Linked DNA regions of Homo sapiens: region 2 is linked to region 1. A link is an interaction called in ENCODE POLR2A ChIA-PET data of the cell type or tissue named here. Cell type or tissue: PC-9. All regions are shown on one strand. Each heading gives the region's core, and the rest is flanking DNA. Links, peaks and the distances in the headings are about the cores only.

The links. ChIA-PET counts read pairs that join two places held together with the same protein. Peaks named below come from ENCODE experiments on the same cell type or tissue, not always from the same donor. Only the 100,000 strongest peaks of a DNase experiment are listed, where the experiment ranks them.
Region 2: POLR2A ChIA-PET joins it to region 1 with 9 read pairs; 1 of 35 experiments calls an interaction of 5 or more read pairs at or near these places.

The regions. Positions count from the first base shown.
Region 1 is chr20:48,120,474-48,136,906 of GRCh38, reverse strand. LOC105372640 (a long non-coding RNA gene) reads right to left here. Exons shown (of 2, transcript XR_936803.2): 2 at 10,093-16,038. Among named protein-coding and RNA genes, the nearest start is that of LINC01522, 140 kb to the right of the region's middle. RefSeq lists an enhancer at 10,048-10,933. In PC-9, for the core only: no CTCF peak of the experiment used is centred there; a DNase peak (open chromatin) is centred at 8,286.
Region 2 is chr20:47,814,996-47,831,428 of GRCh38, reverse strand. It overlaps the pseudogene RNU7-173P. Among named protein-coding and RNA genes, the nearest start is that of SULF2, 38 kb to the right of the region's middle. RefSeq lists an enhancer at 4,635-5,335. In PC-9, for the core only: no CTCF peak of the experiment used is centred there; a DNase peak (open chromatin) is centred at 9,478; H3K27ac peaks cover 708 bases.

The sequences.
Region 1 (16,433 bases), core at 6,033-11,032:
TTGCCCTCTTGGCACCCGGGTTCTTGTCCGACGAACCAGGAAGAACCAGGTCACATGAACTGTTTGAAGGGTGATGAATGTAGAAGACTTTATTGAGCAGCGAGCAGCTCTCAGTGGAAAGGGAGGCTGGAAAGGGGATGGGAAGGTGGTCTGTCCCTGGAACCCAGCCGTCTCTGGCCAGGCCCCTCTCTAAAACCACAGTATCTGAAGTTAGCTGCATCTATCTCCAACCTCCGATGCTCAGTTGCTTCTCTGCTCGCTGTTCAGCCACTTCTATCCTCGACGCTCAGCCATTTGCGTTGCTTTGCCAGCTGAAGTCTTTAATGGGCACAGGATAGGGGCGGGGCAGGTAAAAAAGGCAACATTTGGGGGGAAAAAGGAGGTCAGCTGTTTTCACTTAGGGCCATGATTCCAGGCTTAAGGGTAAGGTTTAGCTGGGAATCCAGCCTTTCTGTATCAAGAGCACATTCTAGAAATGCCATCGTCTGTGTTGCAGCCTGGGGAGAGCCAGGACTATACCCCAGGTCTTCTACTGCTCCTGGTCCTACCATCATCCACTTTATTACAGTAGAGCTGATCATAAGGGGGTGAAATTTCCATAGGGTTAGTAAGATCTTCTAGCGACAATTACAGCAGTCATAGTAGTCATTGACATTCTTGGTGGTCTACAAAACAGCCATCACCTCCTGCTTCTTCTCTGCACAGAGATCCCCAATTTTGTGTCAAGAAAAGAGATGGGGATCTCAAAATCTCAGAGAAGCTAGCCTGTCTTCAGTCACAGAGGATTAATCTGGCTTAAAACCACCATGGTTCACCCTTTCCTTTTGCCAGTGACTGGTGCAGGAGTTGCCATGTGAATCTGTTCTGGCTAATGAGGTGTAAAGAGAAGTATGTTGGGCGGTTGCCCACTTTGAAATAAAAATTGACAAAATCTCATGACAGAGCTTTTTAACCCTGATTCTTTTACCTTTCTAGGGATGGGAGAGCTGGAGCTTGTCAGCCATCTTGTGACCATGAGGATGCGGATGTGAAGCTGAAAGGTTAACATGCTGAGGAAGGCAGGGAAGAAACATGGAACGACCCCATATCCATGGGGGGCATCGCACTGTTGCCATATCAGCCCTGGGATCTCCAGGCTCCAGATGTCTTGTTCAAATGAGACAAGGTGCTGTCTAAAAAGAGCACAAGACGGAGCTAGTCAGGTGTTCTGAAACTGCAGCCAAGTGCATTCCCAATGATGTAAATATTTTCCTGTTTACAGAGGGCTCTGTTGAGTATCTCACTCATGAGGAAATCAACAAACATGTTTACTGAGCCACAATTATAGGACAAAAATTTTCTAGGCCCTTAGAATACAAAGGTAAGCCGAGTTTCTGATCTCCCAAAAACTGAAAACAGGAGAGGAAACACAACATGGTCATATTCATAATAGCTACCCTCAGGATTTGTCAGGCACTGTGCTAATTCACTTGATCCTGGGTGGTCAAAGCTGAGTGGAACAGCACACGCCTTGCTGGGCAGTAGCCATTCTGCTTCTGTTCATAACCCACCCTGGGCCCAGTAAAAGTCTAAAAGCAAAATTCCGAGGGCGTGACTCCTCAGGCCAGGGGTGGATGGGAGCCTGAGACTCGGGGTCTTTCTTGTTGTTAATGGGGTGGGGTGTGCAGACCCCCACCATCAAAGCTGCAGTGAGGGAAAATTCCAGAAACCCCAGCTAATGGAGACTTGAGCCAACCAGCCAAATGGGACTCCCAACTTCCCAGCTCCTCTGTTTTTCGGAATGCGGACACGTGTCTGTTGTCCTCCACAGTCTGTGTATGGCAGGGAAGTTATCAGTAACTGGCCCCCCGCCCTCCCTGCTACCCCCACCCTATGAATGCCCAGCTCTCAGTTTCCTCTCCCTCTCAAAGCTTTGCCCAGCCTGATGCAAATCCTAATTAAAATTGCACACAGATTGACTTTAAAAAACACTGTTATGATTGAATATCTTTATTAAATCTGGGTAAAATATGTAAACAAACCACATATTACTAGGAAAACTAAGGGGAAGAGGATATGATGGCCACAAGTGCTAAGTTAATTCCTGAAGAAGACTGTGGGTTGTGTCTAGAAAATATCCCAAGGCCTCTATTGAAGGGACCATATTTCAATTTCTTATTTTTTAAATTGTGGTAAGAACATTTAATATGAGATCTACCCTTGTAGAGACTTTTACGTGTGCAATACAGTATTGCTCTCTATAGGCACAATGTCAGGCAGCAGATCTCTAGAACTTATTCATCTTGCTTAAGTGTAATGTTACACCTGTTGATTAGAAAGTTTCCCTTTCACCCTCCCCCCAAGCCTCTGGCAACCACCATTCTACTCTCTGCTTCAATGAGTTTGCCTATTTTTGATACCTCATATAAATGAAATCATGTAGTATTTGTCCTTCTGTGACTGGCCTTTTTCACTTAGCATAATGCTTTCAAGGGTCATCCATGTTGTCATAGATTGCAAGATTTCTTTTTTTTTAAGGCTGAATAATATTTTATTATATGTATATATTACATCACATTTTAAAAATCCATTCATCCATCAATCAAGATTGATTTCACATCTTGGCTACTGTGAACGATGTTGCGATGAAGATGGCAGTGCTGAGATCTCTTCAAGGTCCTAATTGCAGTTCTTTTGAATAAATACCCAGAAATGAGATTGCTGGTTCATATGATAGTCCTACTTTTAGTTTTTTTGAGGAGCCTTTATGCATTTTTCCATAGTAGCTGCACCATTTTGCATTCCCACCAACAGTGTAGCAGGGTTCCAATTTCTGCACATTCTCACTTGTTGTCTTTTGATTTTTTGATAATAGACATCCTAAAAAATGATGTGTGGTGATATCTCATTTTGGTTTTAGTTTGCATTCACCTGATGATTAGGGATGCTGAGCATCTTTTCATATAGCTATTGTATGTGAGACACCACATTAACAGAATGAAGGAGAAAAATCTCGTGATCATGTCAAGTGATACAAAAAGAGCATTTCATGAAACTCAACACTCTTTTATCATAAAAACACTCAAAAACTAGGCATAGAGAAAAATTATTAACTCAACATAATAAAGGCCATATATGAAAAGCCCACAGTTAACATTACACTCAATGGTAAAAAACTGAAAGCTTTTCCAGGAAGAACAGGAAAAAGACAAGGATGCTTACTCTTACCACTTCTATTCAACATAGTACTGGAAGTCCTAGCCAACACAACAAGTCAAGAAAAAGACATAAAAGGCATCTAAATTGGAAAAGAAGAAGTTAAGCTTTCCCTTTTGCAGATGGCATGATCTTATATATGGAAAACCCTAAAAACTCTTAAAAAAAACCTGTTAGAATTAATAAACAAATTCAGTAAAGTTGCAGGATACAAAGTCAACATACAAAAATCAATTGTGTTTCTATATACTCACAACAAACTATCTGAAAAGGAAATTAGAAAATCAATCCAGTTTACAATAGCATTAAAAAAATACTTAGGAACAAACTTAACTAAGGAAGTGAAAGATCTGTACACTGAAAACTACAAAATATTGATGAGAAAAATTAAAGAAGACACAAACAAATGGAGAGATGTCTCATGTTCATGGATTGGAAGACTTAATTCTGTTAAAGTGTCCCTACTACCCTAAGCATTCTACAGATTCAAAGTAATCCCTATCAAAATCACATGGAATTTTATTTTTACAGAAATACAAAAAAATTCAGAAATTTATATGGAACCACAAAAGACCCAGAATACCCAAAATAATCTTGAAAAACAAGAACAAAACCAGAGGCATAACATTTCCTGATCACAAAATATATTACAAAGTTATAGTCATTAAAACAGTATGGTACTGGCATAAAGACAGACCTATAGATGAATGGAATTATAATAGAGGGCCCAGAAATAAATACCCAAATATATGGTAGGATGATTTTCAACATGGGTGCCAAGAATACACAATAGGGAAAGGATAGCCTCTTCAATAAATAGTGGTGGGAAAATTGGATATACATATGCAAAAGAATGAAATTAGATCCTTATCTTTGTCTTACACCATTTACAAACATCACCTAAAAATGGATTAAAGCCTTAAATGTAAGATCTAAAACTATAAAGCTCCTAGAGGAAAGCATAGGGGAAAATTTCATGACATTGGTCTTGGCAGTGATTTCATGGATACAACACCAAAAGCATGGGCAACTAAAGCAAAAATAGACAAGTACGATGCCAAACTAAACAGCTTCCGCACAGCGAAGGAAACAATCAGTAGAGTAAAAAGGTAGCCTACAGAATGAGAGAAAATATTTGCAAACTATGTATCTGATAAGGGATAATTTCCAAAATATATAAGGAACTCCTACAACTTTATAGCAAAAAATCCCTAATAACCCAATTAAAAAATGGCTAAGGATTTCAATAGACATTTCTCCAAAGAAGCATGACTTTTAATTAGCCTAAGCAGCCTTACAGAAGGTGGGATATGGAGCAGGGTAATTGTGCAGAGTGATTTTCCCCTAAAAGATCAGCTGCCCTGGATGTCCCAGCTGGTGGGAAGATGTTCAGCCCATGCTGGGGCAGGGCCACAGAAGGGCTGAGCTGGACATAACCAACCACAACTTTCACCCGGATGTATCTCTTTGCAGCCAGGAGGCCATGACTTTTAATGGAGGGTTGCAGATCTATTTTATGTATGCTAGATGAGATTTTAAACAGACCTCAAAGAGCTAAGACAACTGCCCCCAAAAGGGCAGGGCTGGATTTTCTATCTTGGACCAAATAAGCAGGGATGAAGGTAAAGGGAGGGGTATAGAGCCAAACCTGCTTTTTATGACTGGGAAGGGGGAAGCGGGGGTCTGAATCTAGATTTAAAGGAGGAAATAAATAGAAAATGAAATTCCTTTTTCTTAACAAATAAAATAATCGGGGCACTGTGGTTTCTTAGAGGAGAAATTATTTCACTCTTCCTCCTTCTCCAAAGCTATAGATTTTTCTACTCCTTTGCTCGTTAATCAACTAGAAATGTGACTTGGGGGAGGCAGAGCAACAGCATTTTTTGCTCTGGAGTTCATTAGGAATTCTGGAAAGCTGACATCATAACTCACTCCTAGTGCAGCTGGCTGCCAACTTCCCAGAATCTGAGGTTGGGGAGCCCATTTAAAGCTGCAGGCAGCCTTTCTGCAAAATAACTCAGCTCAAATAGGATGTCTATTTATAAGCAGGACATCAGGATTTTCCTAGGAGTCTAGACTTCAACAGCTCCTTTAGTCCAGGAAAATGTCGGCTTAAAAATTGTATTACCACAGGCTGGGTGTGGTGATTCATATCTGTTATCCTAGCACTTTGGGAGGCCGAGGCAGGAGGATCACTTGAGGATGGGAGTTCGAGACCAACCTGGGCAACATGGCTAAACCCCCAATTCTATTTTTAAAAACAAAAAAATTAACCAGGAGTGGTGGTGCATGCCTGTAGCTACTACAGGCACTTGGTAGGTTGAGGTGGGAGGACTGCTTGAGCCCAGGAGTTCAAGGTGACAGGCAGCTGTGATTGTGGCACTGAACTCCAGCCTGAGCAACAGAGTGAGAAAACCCTATAGCTAGTAAGAGAGCAAAAACTAAGTTAGACGTGTCAGAAATAATAACAAAAGCCAGTAGGAAAATAGGATTCTCATTGCTAAAAAGCAGACGTTCATAAGACACATACCTGCACGTTGCTATTTTGCCAATTTAAGTGTGACCTATAAAAATAATGTAAAAGAGTTGGTTATTGACAATCTTTTCCCATAAAATATTTAGAAGTCTTGCTTCCTTATTTTATGAACTTGACTTTTTTAAGGAGGAGAGATGGATTATTCAATTCAACAAATGGGCAATGAGCTCCAACAAAAGGCTGCCTTGTTTATCTTGAATTTCGGAAGTGAAATAGACACGGGGTCTTGATGCCCCATCAAGGGCATTGCCCCAAGGGCAATGCATATCTGAAGTGTTGGGCTGACAATCTCAGCCCTCCTTAAGAAATAACATCGATCGTAAGCACCTTCAGAAAATACAGGCAGAAGAAACACTCCTAACTCATTTTATGACACTCACTTATGACACTATAATACCCAAATATGACAGATAGTCAGATTTCAGCACTGAACAGATAGTCAGATTTGGGTATTATAGTTTCAAGACATCTCAAATTTATTCCAATGTCTCTGGGCTATGCTGTTTCCAGCAAATGTCTACCAGGAGCTTCCACGATAGGCACGATACCTTTTGGTGGAAAAGAACATCTACTCGCTACCGTTTTTTTCCTCCCTGGACTAGTGTCATCTGCCCATAGACAATAGCTTTTTCTTTAGTACTTTTGTGAAACCTTCATCTCATCCACTCCAATGTCTTTGATTGGCCATTATGTTCACCAGGTTCACAATAAAGTCAGAAAGAGGTGACAGTATAACATTGCTTCTCCTTCTTCTCCCATGTTCAATTCAATGTGTCAGAGGCTCCTGTTGGTTCTTTCTTCCAAAACATTGGAATCTGAATGCAACTCCTGGTCTCTGCCGCTGTCATCGTGGGTTAAGCCCCATCATCCTTCTCCTGGTTTGCTGACAGCTCCCTAACTTGACTTCTTGCTTCCCTTGTCTATAGACTCCTATGTACAGAAATGAAACTGTTCAAGGATATTCTTTTTAGCCTTTTTATTTTAAAATCAAACACAGGTACAAAAAAAACACAAAAATGTATAGCTTAGTGAGATATTATACACAAATATTCTTATCACCAAGACTAAGTCAAGAAAGAGCACCTGGCCAGAGTCCCCTTCACGGCTGCATCCCAATCACAGTCTGTCCCTTCCTCCCTCCAAAAGTAACCCTCATGCTGATTCTCATAGTCAACAACCTCCCTACAATCTGCATGGCTTAATCACCCCCATGTGGCTCCCTAGACAGCATAGTTCACGTTACCCATTTGGTAAATCTTGGTAAGTCTCTTAAATTTCCAGATTTCCCTTCCATGCCTGTCTTTTTCTTAAAACTTCTTTGTCACAGTGCCTGAACCCTGTGACCTATAAAGATTTTCACAGTCTGGATTTTGGCGAATCCGAATTTATGGTGCAGTCAGCACATTCCTGTCTCTGTCCTGTGTATTTCTTGCAAAATAGCAGCTGGATCCAGCAACTTGTTCAGAATTAAGTGTGATTGTGAAAAAAAAAAAAAAGTCTGAACTATAAAGAAGCTATTGGGGAACAGTTGTAAAGTTGTAAAGTTAGATCATGATGTTAAAGCCCACCCACCTAAGACTGCCAGGAACTTCCCTGCAGTCACAGTCAGTTTATTTAGCTTGCTGCAGTCAGGGAGATTCCCACGCCCATGGCCACCTGGGGGCATCTCAGTAAGGGGGAAGGGGCAGTGCTTTTTAGAGGACCTAGGCTTCTACAGAATGGTTCCAAAAAGGGATTAAGGAGGCAAGGTCAAGAAGTGAGGGCAACTTGGTGATTGCGTATCTTAAATACTTTATCTCAGGAGTGGGAAGCTTGAAGCAGGCTAGAGTTGTCACTGGTAAAGAGGCAGCTGTCACTCATGTTAGAAAAGGGGCATGTTCAGTCATTTCTGTGGCTGCAGAGTGGTCTTATCCCTGCCTACCTCTAAACACAGTCAACTTGTGGCCTTGTCTGAACGAGTTCATATTCTTTGAGTGTGGTTCATGTCGACTCAGGAGCATCATGGCCTGGAGGGTTGTGTTTCTCAGTTCCCTCCATAGTCTAGATGCAAACAGGACTGTTTTTTTTTTTTTTCTCCCTTACCAATGATCATATTATGGAAGGCCTTGGTTTTCACCCTGAGAAGGTTTGTATATAACTTGGCAGATGAGACAGAGTTATCAAAGATAGTTGGGTGCTGGAGTAATCAAGTTAGAATTGTACTTGAGAGATCAGGTATCTGTCAGTCTTTTGAAAGAGAAAGGACAGGAGGTAGGGTATTAAGGGCAATTATGGTCCAGGCTAGAGAAGGTGCAATGCCAATGAAGGTACCAGGCATAGGAAGAAAACAAGCTGACCAATAGAGGAGGCATCTGAGGGAGGGAACAACAGGCTGTCCCCTGGATTGGATGCTGGCGGTGGAAGAAGATAAAGTAGGAGGTGCTGATGTTTGCTCACCCAACAGCTGTCCCCACCCTACTTGCTAACAGGATTTTTTTCTAGGCAAAATGGAAATGGATCACAATTGGTCAAAACCAGCCTTGGCTATGCCAGTCACCTTTGCCAGATACTTCCCAGCTCCCTTTACAGTGAGGACTTCCCTATGACTCATTCTGGCCCAAAAGACCGAAGAGGATTGTGACAGGTCTCCTAAGAAAGGTTTTCATTTCTTATAAAAATAACAGGTGTAAAGAGGGTGTTCCTTTGAATTGCCCCTATTTCGTTGTTTTGGCTTTGATCCTAAACTGGAAGCATTGAAGCCAAGCCTTTGATTAGCTCCCATTTTCTACAATAGGAAATTGGAATACGTAATGCCCAGATCTGCACCCCACCCCCCAGTCTTTTCCTAAAAACACTGGTATTTTCTTTCCTAAAAACACTGGTATTTTCTTTTCCTATCTTTTGAGATGGAGGTATTGCTCGTGTCTGGGTGAATTGCTTATGCCAATGAGATGTTCGTAGACACGGCACAGGCAGAAGCCTGGAATGTGTCGGCACTGCCAGGCCTGCCCTCTAATGCTCTTGATTTTTCCCACGAGACGAGCGTGCCCCAGGGAACTTTGGCTCCAGCTGCAGGATGAGAGGCATGTGGAGCACGCAGGGTTCCAACCCTCAGCCTGGAGTCAAGCCCAGACTAGATCAGCCTAAGCCCAGCCAAGCCACGGGTGCAGGAGTGAAAAGCAAATGCTAACTGTCCATGACATTGACTTTCAAAGGGGCGTGTCATGTTATGTGGCTCATCCCAGCAACAATGAAGATATTTCTCTATCAGTCAGTCGGTAAATAATTATTGACAATGTGCAAGGAAGCTGGAGTGATTGGAGTAGATTTGGTCACTATTCTTATGGAGCTTATTTTCTAGAGGGGAAGACATATGATGGATCAATAAATATAAATTATTCTATTAGGTTGGTGCAGCAGTAATTCCAGCACTTTTTTGCCAGTAAAGGTAATGGCAATCAAAAGTGGGGAGGAGCCGGCGCTGCAGTTCATTGAAAGTAATGACAAAAACTGCGATGACTTCTGCACCAACCTAATAGAATAAATTACGAGTGCGCAAAACGCTGTGATGGGAAAGTTCCAAGTGCCAGGACAGCATCTAGCTTCCTGGACTCAGGAGATGGGGGTTTTCAACCTAAGCAAGGTTAAGTCCAAGTGGTGGGGGCAGGCGGGGGGGCGATATTTCAGTGGAGACTCCAAGGATGAATGGAAATTAGAAAAGTGAACGCAGATGGTGAGGGGGGAGGGGTTTCAGGCACAGAGAACAGCATGTGCAAAGGCCTAGCGGGGAGGACATCGTGTGTTCTGGATGTCCTCCCCGCTGAGGGGCGGGGACTGAGGGGCAGCCAGCAGGCTGGAGCTGAGCGGGTGGAGAGGAGGATGGGGAGCCGGGCAAAGGCGCTCCACGCAGGGGGCACAGCAGGGGCAAAGGCCCGGAGTCAGGCCTGAGCCTGTGTGGTTTCAGGAAGTGACAGAGGCCTGTCTGGGAGGAAAGTAACAGCAGAGGGGAGACCATAAGGTCAGGGCAGAGGGCAGGGCCGTGCTGGGCACTGTGGGCTGTGGATAGGACCTGGCATTTATGCTCGGGTGAGGGGAACATGTTAGAAGATTTTAAGGAGGGCAGGAACATCTGGGGATAACGTGTATTCTAGAATCTCAACCAAGTAAATTCTAGTTTGAATGTTCACAAGACTTCTGCACAGGCAAAGTGAAAGATCGTTTCTAGAGCTGTGAGATAAAATCATAGTAAAAGAGAGTTACTAAGTTTTTAAAGGTTATTTCAAATGGTGGATTTCCACCTTACAATTGAATATAAGTAGATTGTAAGGTTGATGGAAAGTAGAAAAGTTTCCTGACTTGTGTGAATATAAAAGAAACATCAGTTTGAAAGAAAACATTTATTTATTTACTTCCTCTGCAGTTTTCCTGACTGCTACATTTCATGAGAAGGGATTATTCTTGAGGGTTCTGGAGCTGCAGCCCAGGGGAGGAGCCAGTGCTGCCACTGACACCTCAGGGTCGTGGAGGTGAAAATCCCAGAGGAACAGGTGCTCCTGTTGCAGTTTGAGGTTCCTGGAGCTGGAGACGCAGGGAGAAGATGGCGCTGCTGTTCTAATTTAAGGATCATGAAGCCGGAGACGCAGAAAGGAGCTGGTGCTGCCACTGCTCACATCTGAGGGTTTTAGAGCTGGAGCCTGGGGGTGGAGCTGCTGCTGCCTTTGAAGTCTGAGAGTCATTGACCTGGAGGTCCAGGAAGGAGCTGGTGCTGCTGTTCTAGTTTGAGAGTCATGGAGCTGCAGACCCAGGGAGGAGCAATGTTGTCATAGTTCAAGGGTCAGGAAGCTGATGACACAGGAAGGAGAGATCTTGATCTGCTTTGAGGGTCGTGGAGCTGCAGACCCAGGGAGGAGCAATGTTGTCATAGTTCGAGGGTCCGGAAGCTGGCAACACAGGGAGGAGAGATCTTGTTTTAGTTTGAGGGTTGTGGAGCTGCAGACCCAGGGAGGAGCAATGTTTTTGTAGTTCCAGGGTCCGGAAGCTGGTGACCCAGGGAGGAGAGATCTTGTTCTAGTCTGAGGGTCGTGGAGCTGCAGATCCAGGGAGGAGCAATGTTGTTATTTGGGGACTGGAAGCTGCAGACCTAGGGAGGAGAGGTCTTGTTCTAGTTTGAGGGTCATGGAGCTGCGGACCCAGGGAGGAGCAATGTTGTTTTAGTTCGAAGGTTCGGAAGCTGGTGACTCAGGGAGGAGAGGTCTTGTTCTAGTCTGAGGGTCGTGGAGCTGCAGATCCAGGGAGGAGCAATGTTGTTATTTGAGGGACTGGAAGCTGCAGACCTAGGGAGGAGAGATCTTGTTTTAGTTTGAGGGTCGTGGAGCTGCGGACCCAGGGAGGAGCAATGTTTTCATAGTTCAAGGGTCCGGAAGCTGGCGACACAGTGAGGAGAGGTCTTGTTCTAGTTTAAGGGTCGTGGAGCTGCAGACCCAGGGAGGAGCAATGTTGTTATTTGAGGGACTGGAAGCTGATGACACAGGGAGGAGAGATCTTGTTTTAGTTTGAGGGTCATGGAGCTGGAGACCCAGGGAGGAGCAATGTTTTCGTAGTTCGAGGGTCCGGAAGCTGGTGACCCAGGGAGGAGAGATCTTGTTGTAGTCTGAGAGTCATGGAGCTGCAGATCCAGGGAGGAGCAATGTTGTTATTTGAGGGACTGGAAGCTGCAGACCTAGAGAGGAGAGGTCTTGTTTTAGTTTGAGGGTCGTGGAGCTGCAGACCCAGGGAGGAGCAATGTTGTTATTTGAGGGACTGGAAGCTGATGACACAGGGAGGAGAGATCTTGTTTTAGTTTGAGGGTCGTGGAGCTGCAGACCCAGGGAGGAGAGATCTTGTTTTAGTTTGAGGGTCGTGGAGCTGCAGACCTAGGGAGGAGCCATGTTTCCATAGTTCAAGGGTCAGGAAGCTGGCAACACAGGGAGGAGAGGTCTGGTTCTAGTTTGAGGGTTGTGGAGCTGCAGACCCAGGGAGGAGCAAGGTTGTTTTAGTTTGAGGCTCCGGAAACTGGCGACGCAGGGTGGAGAGGTCTTGTTCTAGTTTGAGGGTGCGCCCAGGGAGGAGCAATGCTGTCATAGTTCGAGGGTCAGGAAGCTGATGACACAGGGAGGAGAGATCTTGATCTGGATTGAGGGTCGTGGAGCTGCAGACCCAGGCAGGAGCAATGTTTTTGTAGTTCGAGGGTCCAGAAGCTGGCGACACAGTGAGGAGAGGTCTTTTTCTAGTTTGAGGGTCGTGGAGCTGCAGACCCAGGGAGGAGCAATGTTGTTTTAGTTCGAAGGTTCGGAAGCTGGTGACCCAGGGAGGACAGATCGTGTTCTAGTCTGAGGGTCGTGGAGCTGCAGATCCAGGGAGGAGCAATGTTGTTATTTGAGGGACTGGAAGCTGCAGACCTAGGGAGGAGAGGTCTTGTTCTAGTTTGAGGGTCATGGAGCTCCCGACCCAGGGAGGAGCAATATTTTCATAGTTCAAGGGTCCAGAAGCTGGCGACGCAGGGAGGAGAGGTCTCATTCTAGTTTGAGGATCATGGAGCTGCTGACCCAGGGAGGAGTAATGTTTCTGTTGTTCGAGGGTCAGGAAGCTGGCGACCCAGGGAGGAGAGATCTTGATCTGGTTTGAGGGTTGTGGAGCTGCTGACCCAGGGAGGAGCAATGTTGTCATAGTTCAAGGGTCAGGAAGCTGACGACACAGGGAGGAGAGATCTTGATCTGGTTTGAGGGTCGTGGAGCTGCGGACCCAGGGAGGAGCAATGTTTTCATAGTTCGAGGGTCCGGAAGCTCGCGACCCAGGGAGTAGAGGTCTTGTTCTAGTCTGAGGGTGGTGGAGCTGGAGATCCTTGGACGAGCTGGTGCTGCAGTTTAAATCTGTGGATCCTGGAGCTGGAGCCCTAGGCATTAGCTGGTATTGCTGTTGTTCATATATGAGGGTTATGGGGCTTGAGGTACAGGGAGGAGACGCTGCTGCTGTTCAAATCTGCGGGTCGTGTAGCTGGAGAGCGGGGAGGAGGTAGTCCTGGTGTCTAGTGTGAGGGTGGTGGAGCTGTAGACCTGGGGAGGAGCTGGTGCTGCTGTGTAGTTTGAGGGTCATGGAACTGGAGACCTAGGGAGGAACCAGTACTACCGCCATTGAAGTCAGAGGGTTGTGGATCTCGAGTTTTCGGGGACAGCCCGTGCTGCTATGTAACTGTGGGGAGGATCCAGTGTGTCAGGTGATGTCTGAGGGTTTGGGAGCTGGAGACCCAGGGAGGAGCCGGTGCTCCTCTTCTAGTTTGAGGGTAGTGGAGCTGGAAATCCTGGGAAGAGCCAGTGCTGCCATTTAAATCTGTGGGTCCTGGAGCTGGAACCCTTGTGGGAAGCCGGTTCTGCCATTCATGTCTTAGGGTCGTGGAGCTGGAAACCCAGGGAGGCAGCGGTGCTGCTGTTCTAGTTTAAGGATCATGAAGCTGGAGATCTGGACAGGAGCTGGTGCTACCATTATTCAAATCTGAGGGTTGTGGAGCTGGAGCCTTGGTGAGTTGCCGGTGCTGCCTCATCTGAGAGTTGCTGAGCTGGAGATCCAGACAGGAACCTGTGTTGCTGTTGTAGTTTGACGGTCATGGAGCTGGAGACTCAGGGAGGAGGGGTGCGGTTCTAGTCTGAGGGTTGTGGAGCTGGAGACCCAGGGAGGAGCTGGTGCTGCTGCTGTTTAAGGCTGAAGGTTGTGGAGCTGGAGACCAGGGAGGGAGCTGCTGTTGCTGTTGATCAAGTCAGAGGGTCATGGGGCTTGAGGTACAGGGAGGAGCTGGTGCTGCTGTTGCAGGTTTAGGGTCATGGAGCTGGAAATCTAGGGAGGAGCTGCTGCTGCTGTTCAAGTTTGAGGGTCGTGTAGCTGGAGAGCGGGAAGGAGGTAGTCTTGATGTCTAGTGTGAGGGTGGTGGAGCTATAGACCTGGGGAGGAGCCGGTGCTGCTGTGTAGTTTGAGGGTCATGGAACTGGAGACCTTGGGAGGAGCCAGTGCTACTGAGGGTCGTGTATCTGGAGCTTTGGGGAACAGCCCGTGCTGCTGTTTAACTGTGGGGAGGATCTGCTGTGTTAGTTGAAGTTTGAGGGTTTGGGAGCTGGAGACCCAGGGAGGAGCTGATGATGCCATTCTATTTTGAGGGTCATGGATCTGGAGACCTGGGGAGAGGCCGGTACTGCTGTTGTAGTTTGAGGTTCGTGGAACTGGAGACAGGGGGAGGAGCCGGTGCTGCTGTTCATGTCTGAGGGTTGTAGAGCTGGAGACCCAGGGAGAAGCCCGTACTACGGCTTTTTAAGTCTGAGGGTCGTGGAGCCTGAGACCTGGGGAGGGGCCAGTGCTGCTGTTCAAATGGCTCATTCCGGGGTCTCCAGCTCCATGACCTTCAAACTAGGACAGCAGCAGCAGCTCCTCCCGGGGTCTTCCAGCTCCATGACCCTCACACTAGAACAGCAGCAGCAGCTCCTCCCGGGGTCTTCCAGCTCCATGACCCTCACACTAGAACAGCAGCACCGGCTCCACCCTGGGTCTCCAGATCCATGACCCTCAAACTAGAACAGCAGCACTGACTCCTCCCCGGGTCTCCAGCTCTACAACCCTCAGACTTGAGGAGTTGGAGACTCGGGGAGGAGCCAGGGCTGCTTTTCTACTTTGAGGGTTGTGGAGCTGGAGACCCAAGATGCAGCAGCTGCTGCTATTCTAGTTCGAGGGTCTTGGAGCCAGAACCTTTTTGAGGAGCTGGTGCTGCCTTTCAAGTCTGAGAGTCATTGAGCTGGAGTTCCAGGGAGGAACCGGTGTTGCTATTCTAGTCTGAGTGTAGTGAAGCTGGAGACCCAAGGAGGAGCCGGTGCTGCTGTGTAGTTTGAGGGTCGTGGAACTGGAGACTTAGGGAGGAGTTGGTGCTATCGCCCTTTAAGTCAGAGGGTCGTGGATCTGGAGCTTTGGGGAACAGCCCGTGCTGCTGTTTAACTGTGGGGAGGGTCCGGTGTGTCAATTGAAGTTTGAGAGTTTGGGAGCTGGAGACCCAGGGAGGAGCCGGTGATGCCATTCTATTTTGAGGGTCGTGGATCTGGAGACCTGGGGAGAGGCCGGTACTGCTGTTGTAGTTTGAGGTTCGTGGAACTGGAGACAGGGGGAGGGGGCGGTGCTGCTGCTGTTCATGTCTGAGGGTTGTAGAGATGGAGACCCAGGGAGAAGCCCGTACTACGGCTTTTTAAGTCTGAGGGTCGTGGAGCCTGAGACCCGGGGAGGGGCCAGTGCTGCTGTTCAAATGGTTCCTCCCCGGGTCTCCAGCTCCATGACCTTCAAACTAGGACAGCAGCACCAGCTTGGAGCCAGAAACTTTCTGAGGAGCCAGTGCTGCCTTTCAAGTCTGAGACTTGTAAGAGCTGGAGACCCAGGGAGGAACAAGTGTTGCTGTTCTAGTCTGAGGGTAGAGAAGCTGGAGACCCAAGGAGGAGCCTGTGCTGCTGTTCATGTCTGAGGATTGTGGAGCTGGAGAACCAGAGGGGAGCTGGTGCTGCTGATCGTGTTTGAAGGCTGTGGAGCTGGAGATCCCAGGAAGAGCCGGTGCTGCCGTTTATATCTGTGGGTCTTGGAGCTGGAGCCCTAGCGGGGAACCCGGTCCTGCCATTCATGTCTTAGGGTCGTGGAGCTGGAAACCTAGGGAGGTGGTGGTGCTGCTGTTCTAGTTTAAGGATCATGAAGCTGGAGACCTGGACAGGAGCTGGTGCTACCGCTGTTCAAATCTGAGGGTCATGGAGCTGGAGCCTTGGGGAGGTGCCGGTGCTGCCTCTCAAGTCTGAGGGTTGTTGAGCTGGAGATTCAGGGAGGAGCCGGTGTTGCTGTTGTTGTTGGAGGATTGTGGAGCTGGAGGCCGAAGAGGAGCTGGTGTTGCAGTTCAAGTTTGACGGTCGTGTAGCTGGAGACCTAGGGAGGAGCTGGTGCTACCACCGTGTAAGTTGAGGGTTGTGGAGCTGGTGGCGCTGGGGAACAGCCAGTGCTATAGTTGAATTTTGAGGGAGCTGGAGACCCAGGGAGTAGCTGGTGCTGCTGTTCTAGTTTGAAGGTTGTGGAGCTGGAGGCTTGGTGGGAGCTGGAGCTGCCTCCCAAGTCTGAGAGTCATTGAGCTGGAGATCCCCAGGGGAGCTGGTGCTGCTGTTGTAGTTTGAGGATTGTGGAGCTGGAGACCTGGGGCAGAGCTGGTGTTGGAGTTGGAGTTTGAGGGTCAGGGAGCTGGAGATCTGGGGAGGAGCCAGTGCTGCTGTTTAAGTCTGAGGGTCGTGGAGCTAAACATGGAGCCAAAGTTGGGGAAGTAGAGAGAGAGAGTTACAGGATGACCCTGGAAATGGTAGACGTAGCTGTACCCCAAGCAAGCTAAGCTTGGGAACTTCTCAATGCTAGTGATCAGTGCATTCTTTTTCCTCTTACACAGTTTGGATTTGTTTTCCATCTCACGAGACAGAAAGATCCTGATTAATACCCTTAGGAATTGAAAAGCTAAAAAAACTAAAGGATGTTGGTAATAATAATAATAGGAATTAAAACATGATTATCCTGGCTGACAGAGACAAAATCACACACACAAAATATATATCTTTAAATCAGTTAGTAAAATAAAAAATAAATGGAAAAATAGACCCAACCAAAGCTATAAAAAGTTGTTTCATGGAGAAGCGATGGA
Region 2 (16,433 bases), core at 4,527-9,526, 300 kb after region 1:
GTGGCTTTACTAAGACAGAGGTTCATTCCTTTCACATGAAAGTCCAAGCCAGTCGGGTCATTCTTCTCTGTGCATTTTTCAGGGTCTTAGGCTACTTCCATCTTGCTGCTCTGACTTCCTTAGGGTATAGCTTCCCCCACAGTGTCCATCCTATCTACTGCCAGCCAGCAGGGAGGGGAGAAGAGAACAAGAGGACACAAATCTTCCTTCCTCTAATGGCAGTTGCTGTGCACTGGCCTCATGTGCATTGGTCACTGCCTGGTCACGTGGCCTCTGCTTGCTGCTAGGGGTGCTGGGAAGTTTTCATCCTGGATGCCAGTGCCCACCTGGGTGACTCCTGAGGTTGAGGGGAGAGAGGACATGAAAGAGAGTCACTGGCTCTTCCCACCATCATGCATGTCGTTCCAGTCTAGGGCGACCCACTGCCTCAGCTTGCTCAGGACTGAGGAGGGTCATGGGGCACAGACCTCTCAGTTTTATAACAGGGCAGTTTCAGGCAAATCATCCCAGCTTGGCTGAGACTCAGAATTTTCCTGGGATATGGGATTTCTAGTGTTAAAACTGAGAAAGTTCTGGGCAAACCTGGACAAGTTGGTGCCTGCCATGGGGCCTTTGCATCTACTGTTACCCCTGTCTGGGATTCCCTTTCTGCAGCTCTGTGTGGTGCTCACTCCTTTTCTGTTGAGGAAAGGCTGCTCTCTGGGTGTCCCCGGGTGCCTGTTCCGCTCTACTCAGCACTACATGCTCTGTGAATATCCCTCCATGCACTTCGTAGAATGAGATCTGTTCTTTCCACCCTTGCCTGCCCACTTCAGTTTCAAAGTCTCTGAGGATTATTCATTTTTATTCTCTTCAGCACTGAAAGATACATCTCTTTCCCTAAGGCTGTGGCTGGGTTCACGCATAGTTAGATAAATCTGATATTAATAATAACCCGAATGAAAAACATGTATTGAATCCCAAGATTATGATGTAGGAAGCACGGATTCTGAAGAGATGTCTAAGCCTAATAAAGGCCAAAGGGTGTGGATTAAAAGGAAATGTGGGGTGGAGAAACATTTCATGAAATAGAACCCCACCTCTTGGGTGAGTTCGTTGGTACAACTTTTCTAGAGGGCAATTTTGCAACTGGCCAATGAAGGTGCGTAACTTTTGGTCCCAAATTTCATTTATAGGCATTGATCCCTAGGAAATAGTCAGAAAAATATGCAAAGATGAATCTCAAGGATTTTTATAAGAAGAAAGAAGTAGGAAGCATAAATGCCCACTGGTGGTCCCACACCCTGGCACCAGTGCTCCCCTCTCCTAGTGGGCGGGCACAGGCTACATTTTCCCAGGCTTCCTTGCAGTGAGTTGTGGCCATGTGACCAGGTTCTGGCCAATGGGAGGCAATAAAAGTGTTGGGTGGTATTTTTGGAGACCCCCTTCTGTAACTTCTGTCTTGATATGGTTTGGATGTTGGTCCCCTCCAAATCTCATGTTGAAATGTGATCCCTGATGTTGGAGGTGGGGCCTGGTGGGAGGTGTTTTGGTGATGTGGGCAGATCCCTCTCACAATGGCTTGGTGCCATCCTGATGGCAATGACTGAATTCTTGCTCTGAGTTTATGGGAGATCTGGTTGTTTAAAGGGGTTGGCACATCCTCCTCCCTCTCTTGCTCTTTCTCTCGCCATGTGATGTACCTGCTTCCCTTTCACCTTCTGCCATGATTGGAAGCTTCCTGAGGCCTCCCCAGGAGCAGATGCTGGTGCCATGCTTGTACAGCCTGCAGAACTGTGAGCCAATTAAACCTCTCTTCTATAAATAACCAGCCTCAGGTATTCCTTTATAGCAACGCAGATGGACTGACACATATCTTTAATGTCATTTCTTAGTTGTTCCATCCTTTGACCTGCTTCCTGGAATAAGCGTATGATGGTTGGAGCTATTCTTGTCACCTTGAACCTTGAGGATTAGGCTTCTACCCTGCGGATAGCAGAATGTCCTCTGGAAGGAAATGAAAGTCCCTAACGCCACCCTAGACTGAGAACCTCCAGTTTTGTTTTTACTTTTTTATTTTTTGAGACAGACTCTTGCTCTGTTGCCCAGGCTGGAATGCAATGGCGTGATCTCAGCTCACTGCAACTTCCGCTTCCTGGGTTCAAGTGATTCTCATGCCTCAGCCTCCCGAATAGCTGGGATTACCGGTCCGTGCCACCATATTCAGCTAATTTTTTTTATTTTTAGTAGAGACAGGGTTTCACCATGTTGAGCAGGCTAGTCTCGAACTCATGACCTCAAGTGAAACACCTCAGCCTCCCAAAGTGCTGGGATTACAGGCGTGAGCCTCTGTGCCCGGCCCAGTCTTGGTTTTCATGAGATAAACTTCTGTCTTGGCTGAAGTTAAATCACTGATAGGTGATATGACCATAACTGGATAAAAAGTAGGAAATTCATGTAATACTTATATCTACATATGCCCATACCAAAAATGATAGTGATCTGTTGTTATCTATGTGTAAATATGGACACAAAATATTGTTTAGTGTAAACAAAGCTCTTCTTTTTTTTTTTTTTTTGAGACAGAGTCTCACTCTGTTGTGCAGGCTGGAGTGCAATGGTGAGATCTCGGCTCACTGCAACTTCCGCCTCCTGGGTTCAAACAATTCTCCTGCCTCAGCCTTCTGAGTAGCTGAGATTACAGGCACATGCACCACATCCAGCTATTTTTTTGTATTTTTAGTAGAGCTAGGGTTTCACCATGTTGTCCAAGCTGGTCTCAAACTCCTGACCTTCAGTGATCTGCCTGTGTTTACAGGCATGAACCACTGCACCTGGCCCATAAAGCTGTATTCTATTTTAATGAAGCAAAAATGCATAAGTGTGTAAGTGTGATCATATGTGTGTGTATGTCTAACAGGAGCACTACATAGCAAAATGCGAATGCTGCTTATCTTTGGTGTTGGTATCACGTGTGATTTAAAATCTTGTTTTCTTCTATTTTTAAAAACTTTCAAAATGAGTCATGACTTTGATTATTAGAAAAGAAATCTATAACAATTGAGAGGAAAGAAAACCCCACCTGTTGTTGAAACTGGCTGGAGCTGGGAGAAATGAGAGATTCCTTTGCAGGTGTCACCTCCCTACCAGAAAACTGGCCTTGCAGGAATGTCCCACAAGCCAGATGTGTCTCTTTCCCCCAGTCCCTGTGCCTGGTGTGAGGTCGTACAGACAGTGAGCGTCCTTCACAGAGTCTGACCTGCCAAGGTAGGGGGGAAGTGGGGGTTTAGTGACATTCAAAACCCGGGGGAGCCGAACAGGTGTGACTGTATGTTTGCAGGGTGACCTCTCCCCTCAAAGAGCAAGAAATAACTCTAGTGCAATTTCCAAACATTTACAAGAGAGGATTTTTAAACTTTTCACTTCTTTATTCCAAGTAGCACATTTGGAAGCACAAAATGCACAAAGAAGACCTGCTATTTACAATCACTTTCACTAAGCCAGTGTTATATTCAAAAACAGCAGATAAAGCTCATGGCTTTGATGAAAGGGGCAGTCTTTTCATTGGAAACAATTAATACTGCTCCCCGTTCTGGGGAGAATTTAAAGAAAATAATTTGGAAGGGGATATGGCTTGATACAATCAAATGATTTCAGATCACAAATGTAATCATTTGATCTTGCTTTAAAACCAAACATTTCAGAACAATCTGGCATCACATTCTCTTCTGAGTCTGTGAAACTCTGAATTCTGGGTGAGTTTGAATTCCCAAGGCAGGACTGAGGATAGAAAAGATTTGATGGCAGAAACCTGGTACTGTGGTTATCACGTGGGTTAAAGATGTAGGCTTGGTTAACCCACTGAACCTGCTTATGTATGAGGCTCACCTGAGAAGGTGATATGGACAAGCCCATCTTATGGGTCTGAGGGCTCTTCACCAGGAGTGGAGCAAGGAGGATGGCCCCAGCGTCCCCGTCTCTGAACACGTTTAGCGGGAGGGCTGTAGAGCCTGGACAGATCACCACTGGCTCCATGGGGAACTTTCAGCAGCACTCATTGCCTGTGTCTGTTCTGTGCCAGGCACTGCGCTCAGGGCAGGGATTTGGGATTCACCAGGGCACAAGGCGACGTGCGTCTGTCCTCACGGAGCCTAAGTGCTGGTGGAGACGGACAGTGCAGATGCCAACCGCAAATGACGAGGCACTTGCAGGTAGGGGTCAGCGCCAAGAAGGAAATGAAGGGTGCGTGTCGCTGACTGAGACTCTGGTGGGGGCTACTTAAATAGGGCCATGGGGGAGGGCCTCTCTGAGGAGGTGACATTTGAGCTGAGGCCTCACCAATCAGAAGGAAAAAGCTGTAAAGGGTCTGGGATTAACTCAACCTGGGGACTTTTAAAATAATGTAAGGTGTTCCAGCTCTTTCAGAATTTGTCTAGCACGTTTTCCGGTTGTCACTCCCAGGTGGGCTCGGGAAGAGGCATCTGTGCCCAGCTCGTGGCCTGTTCTTTGTACTTGCGGGGAAGGGGTCCCCTTCTCCCACAGCCATCCCCCCGGGGCCTGCTCCCAGGTGGGGTCTGGTTTTCACCAGAAAGCCCTCCATGCAAAAACAACAACAACAAAAAAACACCACCACAAAATTGAATTTGAATTAGTTGCCAGCATTTACATTTTAATTCTAAAAATCTGTATTTTCGACTTCGTTGGAAAGTCAGACTATCTGGCCATGCTGGGCTGGGATCTGGTGGATTTTGGTATTTTGGTTTCTGGTTAGGGAGGGTATTTGGGGTTTGCCCCTCCAGCATGTGTTCCAGTGTGGAGTGGGGATGGGGGCAGGCTCAGTGGGGGGATCTGCAGTGGCCAAGGGTCTTGGCTGTCTCCAGATGGCCGGACGGACCCTGCCACCTCCTGCTTGGGGTGTGCTGGGGTTCTTTGCTGCCCCTCCTCCCAGCCCACATCCTCTTGAACTCCACGGAGACCACCTCCATGTGAGGCTGGGAAGGGAAACCTGCCTTTGTAAGTGGAATCAGGTGAAATCGGGCTGTGACTGTGTCAGTCAGAAACTAAAAGGCCCTGTCACACCCGTGGCCAGGAAGACTGTCACCACGGTGGCATGCAAATGACAGAGATGCGTGGGACAGTGTCTACCAAGAGACGAGCCAGGTGAGGGCAGGTCGTCGTGAAGGAGGGAGGTGGGGTCCTCCCCACAGAGCAGCGCCATCCCACAGAGAAACGGCCTCTGGGGAGGGACGCGTTCCAAGGAGGCCCCGTGCAGTGCAGAGTGGGTGGCTCGAGGCCTGAATGCCGGGCACTCGGAGCGGTCAGTGTCCCCGTGGGAACAGGGCTGCTCGCAGCCAGGTGATTGGCAACCTTGGATGGTCAGCCCCTGTGTGCGTGTGAGGGGGTGGCCCTCTGCTCTGTCCCTTCTGAAGGCAGCTGTAAGGGCTGGGATCTAGTGGATTTTGGTATTTCGGTTTCTGGTTAGGGAGGGTATTTGGGGTTTGCCTCTCCAGGATCTGTCCCAGTGTGGAGTGGGGAGCAGCCATAAGGGATGGAGGCCAAAGCGCTCAGCATCAGACAAGCCTGGGCGAAGGTCCTACTTCCTGCCAGGCCAGTGCCTCTGAGCCTCAGTTTCCTCATCTGTATAGTGGGGTTAATCCCAACCATGTATACTGCCTGCCTGCCATGTGCCAGGCCCTTCTTACACATCTTTGATTGCTTGAGGGCAGGGACTTTATTATCCACCTTTAGAGTTGAGAAAGAAGAGGCATAGAAAGGTTAAACCACTTACCGGGGGTCACACAGCTGCTGTTGCAGAGTAAAGTCTCCAGACTCAAACAGAGCACTAAGCCCCGCCCTGCGCACCAACAGGTGCTCCAGGAATGTCAGGTGCCATTTATCACCCTCATCACCTGCTGGGAGTGCTCGTCCCATCATTCAAACCCCGTGAGCGTGAAGTGAGGGGACATATGCAGGATCGAGTGTACTGGCAGGTAACGTAAGTAAAGTAATAACCACAGGATGATATTCACAACCCATATTAGTGCTACCAACAGCCACATCTGCCTGCTTCTCTGGGCCCAGGATTGTCTGCAGGCTCCCAGGAGCTGGTCCTGACTGGGTCAGAAGAAAGGTCTGAGGTTATGAGAAGGAGTAGCTTGCCCAGCTCATGGCCTGTTTTGTACATTGGGAGTCCCTGTCCCCCACAGCTGTCCCCATGGGCCTACTCCCAGGTGGGCTTGGGAGACCCCAGAGCTGCGCGCCTTTAGGCCAGGGTTCTGCCGGGTGCTGTGTGTCTGTGGGGGTGACGCCCACCCCCCAACCCTCTTGCCCTGCCAGCTGCTGGACACACAGCAACTGCAGGGCATGAACTCTGAGACCAGGACCTCTGCAGGTCCTGGGAGGCAGAAGTTGCAGTGAACCAAGATTGCACCATTGCACTCCAGCCTGGGTGACAAAGCGAGACTCTGTCTCAAAAAAGAGAAACAGATATTTATATGAGACAGTCTGTAGAGGTTTGAAATGCAACATGATCCATCATGCGGAGATTTTTATAGAGAATTAATTGTTTCAGTTCAGTGTGAAGGGACTTAAACTCCTCTCTTCACTAGAATTTTCCAAACTGTTAAGGGGACATATGTAATTGTCACCTGCATCACATGCAATCAGGGGCCCATAAGAAGAAGTGAAACGTTCCTTTCTTACATGATTGTTTTTGGTGAATTGAGCAGTTTTGTATTCATCATTCAAAATGCACAGGCCAGGGGAATGCCCAATACTTCTGGCTGCCTACCCTCCCACTGCAACTAACGTAAGCAGGCAAGCAATGGCTGTTGATAAGGACACAACGGTCATCATCACATTTCAGGGGTTTTTGTTTGTGTTTGTGTGTGTGTGTGTGTGTGTGTGTGTGTGTGTGTGTGTGTATTTGTTTGTTTTGAGACGAAGTCTCACTCTGTTGCCCAGGCTGGAGTGCAGTAGCAAAATCTCAGCTCACTGCAACCTTAGCCTCCCAGGTTCAAGCAATTATTGTGCCTCAGTCTCCCCGAGTAGCTGGGATTACAGGTGCCCGCCACCACACCCAGCTAATTTATGTAATTTTAGTAGCGACGGGATTTCGCTATGTTGGCCAGGCTGGTCTTCAACTCATGGCCTCAAGTGATCTGCCCACTTCGGCCTCTCAAAGTGCTGGGATTACAGGTGTGAGCCAAAATTTCAGGGTTGTTTGTTTGTTTGTCTTTAAGACAGGCGCTCTCTCTGTTGCCCAGGCTGAATGCCGTGGTGTGATCATGGCCCACTGCAGCCTGAACCTCCTGGGCTCAAGCGATCCTCTTGCCTCGCTCTCCTGAGTAGCTGTGAATACAGGCGCATGCCACCATGCCCGGCTAATTTTTGTATTTTTTATAGAGATACGGCCTTGCCCTGTTGCCTGGGCTGGTCTCAAACTCCTGGGCTCAAGCGATCCGCCCACCTCGGCCTCCCAAAGTGTTGGAATTACAGACATTTCAGTGTTTTTAAAAAATCAAAAAAGCATGACTGGATACAATCAGGATTTCAGTAGAAGTAGAAAATATGGGAATGTCAGTGAGCAAATAAGTGCAGAGAGAACAGGGGATGAGAAGAGGAATGTGGGAAGATGGGAAGCGCTGGGCGGAGAAGAGGATGGGGACGGGCTGGGGATGAAGTCTGGAGTGCAAGCTACAGTCAGGAAACTGAAAGCTGCCCAAAGCATTAAGATTGCCCAAGCCAGAAGCACACGAGGCAGTTTTCAAGAGAGTAAGGAGCAAGAGATCATTAAACTCACTCACCAGGAGAGACAAGAGATGGTGGGAGTAATTTAATGAGAGAGGCCTTGACACTACAAAAAAATCTAAATTCATTCTTTGCCTGACTGTTCACAAGGGAGGAGGGGGAAGCGGTTGTCTTCAGAAAACATGATACATTTTTCTTAGGCAAAACTTACAGAGAGGAAGAGATGGGAAAAAGAAGCAACCGAGGTGATGGGAAATGGAGCTGATTTATTCTTGGTGTTGGAGCGGCAGTTTCTCTAACACAGATAAACTTTAAAAACCAGCTCAGACCCATCCCTTGAGCCCTCGCTTGTCCCTCTCCACAGGTCCCAGCCCGTTCAGAGTTTTCAAGGAAGCAGCTCCCAGGCTACTGCCACCTTCCTGGGACCTGTGAGCCCCTCATCACCCAAGCTGGCAGAATCCCTCCAACTCATGGCTCCGTGAAACCTGAGTGCCTGCCTCCGCTGACCAATTCCCTGGGTGGATTTTCTTCTGGTGGTCGGAAAACTGTATCAGTCTTTTCCAGATGTCTGGCATTACATTCTGTCATTTGGAATACAGTTGATTCTTGAACAATGTGGGAGTTGGGGGCACCAAATCCCACGCAGTCAAAAATCCACATATAACTTTTGACTCTGCAAAAACTTAACTACTGATAGCCTACTGTTGACCAGAAGCCTTACTGATAACATAAACAGTTTTCGTATGTTAAATGTATCATATACTGTATTCCTACAATAAAGTCGGCTAGAGCAAAGAAAATGTTATTAAGAAAATCATACGGAAGGGAGTATACATTTACTCTTCATTAAGTGGAAGTGGGTCACCATGAAGGTCTTCATCCTTGTCTCTTCACATTGAGTAGGCTGAGGAGTAGGAGGAGGAAGAGGAGGGTTTGGTCTTACTGTCTCGGGGTGGCAGAGGCAGAAGAAAATCTGCGTATATGTGGTCTCTGGCAGTTCTAACCTGTGCTGTTCAAGGGTCCATTGTATTTATTACCCAGTGGGCTGAAATCAAGATAAATTAAGCACAGGTAAGTCCCATTTCAAGAAGTCCAATACATAAAAATCTGCCCATAGAATACTCAAATGAAACAACCAAAAGAGACCCAAGGCTCTTTTGGATCCAATTTCCTCAACACTGAAGAGGAGAATGTGGCCCTCTGAGAGGCATTCAGTTGGACTCTGTGTAGTGAGATTGCTGTTTCTTTATCTAGGGTCTGGGCACAGGAGCGTGTACCTGGTGAGGATTAATTGAAATGTACTCTTATGATCTGGGCACGTTTCTTTTCTTCCTCTTTCTCTTCTCCTCCTCCTCCTCCTCCTCCTACCCCTTCTTCCTCTTCTTTTTTTTTTTTTTTTAAGAGATGAGGTCTGACTATGTTGCCCAGGCTGGTCTCAAACTCCTGACCTCAAGTAATCAACCCACCTCAGCCCCGCAAAGTGCTGGGATTACAGGTGTGAGCCACCACTCCTGGCCTGGGCACTTTTCTTATGTATGCTATCATTCAGTATCTTTTACTCCCAGGGGGATTTTGATTGAGGAAGAGCAAGGCATTTTTTGTTTTGTTTTGTTTTTGAGATGGAGTCTCGCTCTGTTGCCCAGGCTGGAATGCAATGGCACGATCTCGGCTCACTGCAACCAACCTCGTCTCACTTGTCCTCCCAAAGTTCTGGCATTACAGGCATGAGACATCGTGCCCGGCCTGAGCAAGACATTCTTTAAAGGTGAGCCACCCCCCTGCGAGGGTGTTTGAGCCACTCCCTCAGGAACCACCCATTCCTGGTTCTTTCCCACGGGATTTGCTCCAGCCTCTGCTGCTCTGGCTTCCCCAGCTTCCCACTCCTGGCTCCCCTCCTACCCTCCTGCTTTGTCACGTCCCCTCCAGATCCCCCAAGGACCCTGGCTGGGCTGGCTTTCCCATCCCAGAGTCCCCTGTGGCCCCCACTGTCTTGGCTCAGGGAAGCCTCTTTCCCAGACAGGCCCGTCCTGGCCACCACCCCACCCTCCATCCCCCAGATGGCACACGTACAAGTCCATCGCAGACCCCATCAGAGCCCAGATTTCTTTGGTGAAGATGTGACTTGGCACAGATGAACCCACTCTCTTGAAATTTCATTTCTGGGCTGCATAACCCAGCGGCAGGGCACAGCTAGCATCCAGACCCCCTGTAATGATTTAGAGAAGGAAAAGAAATCTTGGACGGGCGTGGTGGCTCACACCTGTAATCCTAGCACTTCGGGAGGCTGAGGCAAGTGGATCACATGAGGTCAGGGGTTCAAGACCAGCCTGGCCAATATGGCAAAACCCTGTCTCTACTAAAGATACAAAAATTAGCCGAAAGCGGTGGCACATGCCTGTAGTCCAAGCTACATGGGAGGCTGAGACGGGAGAATTGCTTGAACCCAGGAGGCGGAGGTTGCAGTGAGCCGAGATCATGCCATTGCACTCCAGCCTGGGTGACAGAGAGAGGCTCTGTCAAAAAAGAAAGAAAGAAAGAAATCTTAGAGCCCAGGAAGAGAACAAGAACAGGCAAGGCAGACAGTGACTATCAGTCTTCCCCAGTCAGCTTTCCACCCTGCAGCCTCCACGGTCTTTCTCCATCCAGCTCCACGCATGGTCACTCCACTGCGTAAAAACCCTCCAGCTCCTGAAATGGAAAAATACACTTCCGAAGCGGCGTGCTCCCATCACTAACTCCCCCAAAAACTCACCGTCCACACCCTGTGCATATTCGATGTTGGCTCTTATCTTTAATTTCCTCTCCCCATTTTATCTTGGCTTATTTAGGGTTTTTTTTTTGGTTGTGTTTTGTTTTGTTTTTTGTTTTTTCCTATTTTTTGAGAACTCAGTACTTTTACCATCGCCCTTTTGAAACCCTGGAGCAATACAAGCATTTAAGACTATAAATTTTCTTCTGAGTACAGCACTAGCCGAGTCCCTCAGATGCTGGTGTAAACTATTCTTGTTGTTTTCTAGAAACCATCATTCTAGTTTTGGTTTCTGCTTTGATCTGGGAGTTATCTGGGAGAGAGTTCCTTCCCCAGTAAAAGGCACTGTTCTCTGTCCCATTCAATGCGTTTTGACAAATGTGTCTACTCAAGTAAACATCATCCCAATCAAGACACAGAGCATTCCTAGCAGGGCTATCTTTTTTTCTATTTATTTATGTATTTATTGAGACAGAGTCTCACTCTGTCACCCAGGCTGGAGTGCAGTGGCATGCGATCTCAGCTTACTACCTTTGTTTCCCGGGCTCAAATGAGAGCTCCCACCTCAGCCTCCTGAGTAGCTGGGACCACAGGTGTGCACCCCCACATCTGGCCATTTTTTTGTATTTTTGGTAGAAATGGGGTTTCTCCACGTTGGCCAGGCTCGTCTGGAACTCCTGAGCTCAAGTGATCCACCTGCCTCAGCCTCCCAAAGTGCTGGGATTACAGGCATGAGCCACCACATCTGGCCAGGGCTATCTCTTTACCATTTATTTTAATGTCATTTGTAATGATCAGAGCATGGCCTATAATCTTTATTTTTTAAATTTTGTAAAGGTTTCTTTTGTATTCAAAGAAACAAAAGAAGGAAATAATTTATTAAAAATTCTTAAGCATCAAATATCCTCACCCTTGTGTACATTTCCAGCTCTGTTTCCGTATCCCTTCCATGAATTTCCTCTTCACTGCGCTCCTAACCTGGTCTATCCATCCTTAAACTATAGCTCTAATCATGCCCCAAACACACCCCCTCTTTCAATAGATTGTGAGTAGCTGAAGGGTCCGAGGCTGCATGGTTTCCATCTCTGTGTCTCTGCAGCTAGACCAGTGCTCAATGTGGCAGAGGTGCTCCACCAACATTCACTGACTACAGGTGAATTAAATACACCTGTGCCGTGGGGGGACCCAGGCAGGAGGGCAGGTGGTTCAGAGAACACTTCCTGCAGCTGCAGCCTCATCTCTACCTTGGCTCCATTCACAGCGAGATATTTCAGATTCTTCTTCAGAGAGCCTGAATAATTAAGGGAAAACATTCTAACATTCACCTATTGGTTTTTCTGCCAAGCCCCAGTGGCTTGAAATAAGTAAATCATTTAAACCATCCCATCCTTGTGTCTCGGGGAAGGTGGTGATAGACAGGGAATCGATAGATTCAATCAGGGGAGTGAGAGGCATGCGGATAAAGGTCCCTGGCCAGGGCCTGTCTGCGGCCCTCATGGCTGGAGATGCCTCGGAAATCCAATCAGGGCTCTTCACAGGGGACATCACCGCTGACTGTCACTGCATTCTTACCCCTGAGCTGGCCGAGGGTCCCTGCCGAGAGACAGGGACACGTGGGCTCAGGAAATAAAGACTCAAAGCCTCCACTTACCCCACACCTCAGCCTCCGAGGGATGCGGGGTCACCTGCTGGGAGGGAGGGGCAGAGGCCACACTGGGGGTGGCACATGGGTGGGACCCGGTCCTGCCTGGCTGAATGTCCCCCATGCTTTATCTCTTTCCCAGGCCACCTGGATTTTAAGAGCACTCACCTGACGCCCTCATGCCCCAGATTTCCAGCCCGGCAGCACCCTTGACTGTGGCTGCCAGGCTCTGTGCCATCTGGCCCCTGCCTGCTCTCCTCTTCCACCTCCTCTGCTTTCCTCCTGTTTCACTGGCTTCTCTCTGCTACTTTTTTTTTTTTTTTTGAGACAGAGTCTCATTTTGTTGCTCAAGCTGGAGTGCAGTGGCTCAATCTCGGCTCAGTGCAACCTCTGTCTCCCGGGTTAAAGCGATTCTTTCGCCTCAGCCTCATGAGTAGCTGGGATTATAGGTGTGTGCCACCACACCAGGCTAATTTTTGTATTTTTCATAGAGACTAAAAATAGTTAGGGTTTCACCATGTGGGCCAGGCTGGTCTGGAACTCCTGGCCTCAAGTGATCCTCCTGCCTCAGCCTCCCAAAGTGCTGAGATGATAGGCGTGAGCCACCACACCCGGGCTTCTGCTACTTCTTTGAACCAGGGCCCCCACCTCCTGTCAGGCCTGTGTGACGCTAGCCCCGCTGCCTGGAACTCCCTTCTCCCAGCCCCGCAACAGCCCTCCTAGCTCAGGAACTCCCAGAGGATAAACATGAGATGATTTGACAAAGCAAACGGGGCTAGCACTAAGATCGCTGAATCCTGTAGTGGTTCTTCTCCAATTCTTCAGTCACCTCAAAGAAAACACCTTGATTTGGTGCTGATGCGCCTTTAGCTCCTTTCCAGACCTTGCATTTCATCCTTTTGAACAAAGAAAGGACAGGCCCCGGGCTTCCTGCAGAATGAAGCCCTTCTGTTTAGGTTTATTGCTTTTAGTTCTACAGTCATCATCCTTTTGCATGGAAAAGATGCTGGTTTTCTATTTACTCTGGTGATAGAGTTTTCCTTTTGAATTAAAGTTTCTTAATAAAAACAAAAATGGAGTTGCTAAGCAACATACACTGATGTTAGAGTTGGCAGAAATGGCCAAAGGACCGGGGCATGGATGAAATCACACTCCTGGGTTGCTCCAAAATGTTCAGTAAAATGTGTCTCTATTAGCTACTTGGGGATGTGGAACTTGGAGATGTGAAAAGCAGAAGAAGAAGCCCACGATGTGGTTGGATGGAGGGACCCTTGCAGAAGCAAGAAGGGCAGCTGTGAGATGCAGAGTGGAGAATTCGACCTTAGCAGAGGCCAGAAAAAAGAGCTGGGAGGAGCAGGAAAAATGTCAGCTCTGTGAATGGCAGAAATCGTGACGATGATGATTTTGGACATCCCGTGCGCTCAGGATTTAAACACTGGGGTTACAATAAGATTCTATGGTCCTTTCAAGCCGGAATTGCTGGTCACATGAACAAATTTACGGGGAAAATAACAGCCACGGGTAACTCAGGCAAGTCAGGTCCCCCAGGCTATGGATAAACAGTCATGCCTGAGTCAGCCTCTTTCTTGAATATTTTTTTTCCAGTTACCTGAGCCAATAAATCCACCTTTGCCTTAGACCATTGGGGTTTAATTTTTCTTCACTTAGCAGCTGAAAGAATCTTAACTTACAGAAACCACAGAACATAGACATAATTACTCTTCCATTTTACAGCAGAGGAAACTGAGGCCCCACCTCCTTCTATCTTTATCCTCGGATTTTTGAGACCGTTGCCTTCTGCTTCATCCCAGACATCTGTACCCTGTTTTCTCCCATCCAAAGAGAAGGAAAAAAAGACAATGTTCACACCCCACTGGCCATGTTTTGGTCACAAGGAGGCCTGGGAAATGCAGTCTTTATTCCAGGCAGCTAGGCTCACTGCTACCAGGAGGGATGCTGAGGTCATCCAGCAGTCTCTGCCACAGCTGGGTAACCCCAGCCCTGTCCCTGTCCCCCATGGGGCAGCTTGAGTGCAGGACAGAGGACCTGCAAGCCCCACACCAACCTGACAGGGCACCTTCATCACATGGCCTGGCCAGGTCATCCTCACAGGAGGACAGCACTAGGGTCTGGGCAGGACCAAGGCTCTGGACAGGCCAGAGAGAAAGGTATGAGCAGTGACGGGAGCAATATCCAAAAAGGCCCCACCCCTTTCCTGGGTGCCCAGGGAACCCCAGGGTCTCCCTCAGTGCTGCTGGCTCCTTCCTGCACCAGGCACCTGAGACAGAGGCTGCAGTGAGAAGACCCCGTGGTCAGTCACTCTTGCATTGGATGGGAAACTCCTCCCTTTGAATGAAATGCTAATTATAGCCTGCATGTGTGCAGTCTGTTACCTGCTAAAAATATGCTGTCTTATTCTTGTCTGCACAGGTGCAGCTGAGTTGGGGGAAATCATGCTGTTTTTAGCACTGGTATAAGCAGACAATTGAATCCTAGACTTTGGGGACGGGGTCTGCCTGGGAACTTGTTTCCAGGAGTGTGACTGAAGTGAAGGGCCAGTCAGAGGAGGTGCCGCAACCCCGGGGCACAGCAGAGCAGTGCCAATGTGGGAGGAAGCATCTTCCAACAGTGGTATCAGCTTCACAGTGGAGGCAGCCTCAGCTTCCAGGGCTGAGAGACATTTGTCATCTTGGCAGGAGGGAGGCTGTTAAAACAGGCACTGGGGGAGCACAATGGGGCCCCAAATCCACCCAAGAAAGCCCCAAAACAGGGATGTTGGAATGAGATGAGGAGGAAAGGGTCCTGAAGACAGAGGAGGCAGGTATGGGGAAGGATTGAGAGATGTCACTCATTCATTCATCCATTCATTCATTCTACAAATATTTATTGAGTCCTACCACATGCCAGGTACTCTGCTAGGTGCTGGGTTGAAAGGGACAGATAAGGTCGCTGCCCTCATCTTTATTACAATAATATTTCTATACATATTGAGCCAGGAACTGCCCAAGGCACTAGAGACACACATCAAACAAAAACCCCTTCTTGGAGCAAAAATTCTAATGGGGGAAGGAGGCTCTGATGTCCCCTCTCCCAAGAACAAATGAACACGGAAATGATGATAAGAGTTGGGGACTCCCATGGGACCCTCCCGTCCCTGTCCCTGGGTCTCCAGTTCAGCCTTCGAGAGTCCAGGAGGTGTCGGCTTTCCCACCTGGCCACATCTGCTGCTCGGTTTGTCTCACATGCTGCTCAAAGACTCAAACCAGCATCCTCAGCCCTGATGCACCCCCTCACTCTGGGGGGGCACAATCACAGGATGCAAGTGAGCCAGATATCCAGAAAGGTGAAGACCTCCTGGATCTAGACAAGAGAATCCAATTGGCTGAGCCAAATTTGCACACAACACCTGCATGGGAGGCAGGTTCTCTGGGTTCAAATCCCAGCCCACTGCCTACCACTTACTAGCTGTGTGACCTTGGGCAGGTTATTTAAACCTCTCTGTGCCTGAGTCTCCTCCTCTATAAACTGAGGATAATGATAGTTCCTGTTACATAGGATTATCAGACAAGTTAAGGCAGAAAATACCAGTAAAGTGCTCAGTACACCATCTGCCCATGGGATGCAAGGGTTTAAAATGTTAGGCATCATCACCCTCATTACGGTTGCGTTGAATTTTATATTGATTATTGGCTTTATATTGATTACTTCTGATTATTATTGATTGGTTTTATATTGAGTATTATATGGCATCTGATAACATTCTCATGACCTTCCTTCCTGGCTCCACAGTGTCATGTGTTTTTTATGCTGGGATCAATTCCATTCCCTGGATTTGACATTTCCCTGCAGAAACGCAGGCTGGGAAGGGAGCTCTGAGGTCATCCCCCATCTTTATCACAATCATCAGCCACAGATGTCCCTGAGTCCAGGGCAGGTGCTGGCCCATCATCCCGCAGGTGGTTCCACTCTATACTCTACAGAACATGTGCTTCCCATTCCATCTTCCAGCATCTGCTGACCCTGAATGGCTCCCCAGCCTTGCCCTGGCCTCCCGTCCTGGTCATGAGCAGCCCCTTCCCCACACAGCAGTTAGAAGGATCCTTCTCATGCTGAATCAGCCCTGGGCAGCTCTCTGACCACAACCTTCCAGTGTCCCCATCACGGGACTGATGGGCCAGGCCCTGCCCCCTCTCAGCTCCTGTCTCTGCCCAAGCTCCCCTCACACCTGCCCTCAGTCCCTCCAGCCTCCCTGCTGTGTCCAACCACCACCCCCTCTTACTCCCAGCTTGTCCCACCTCAGATCCTTCTACCAGG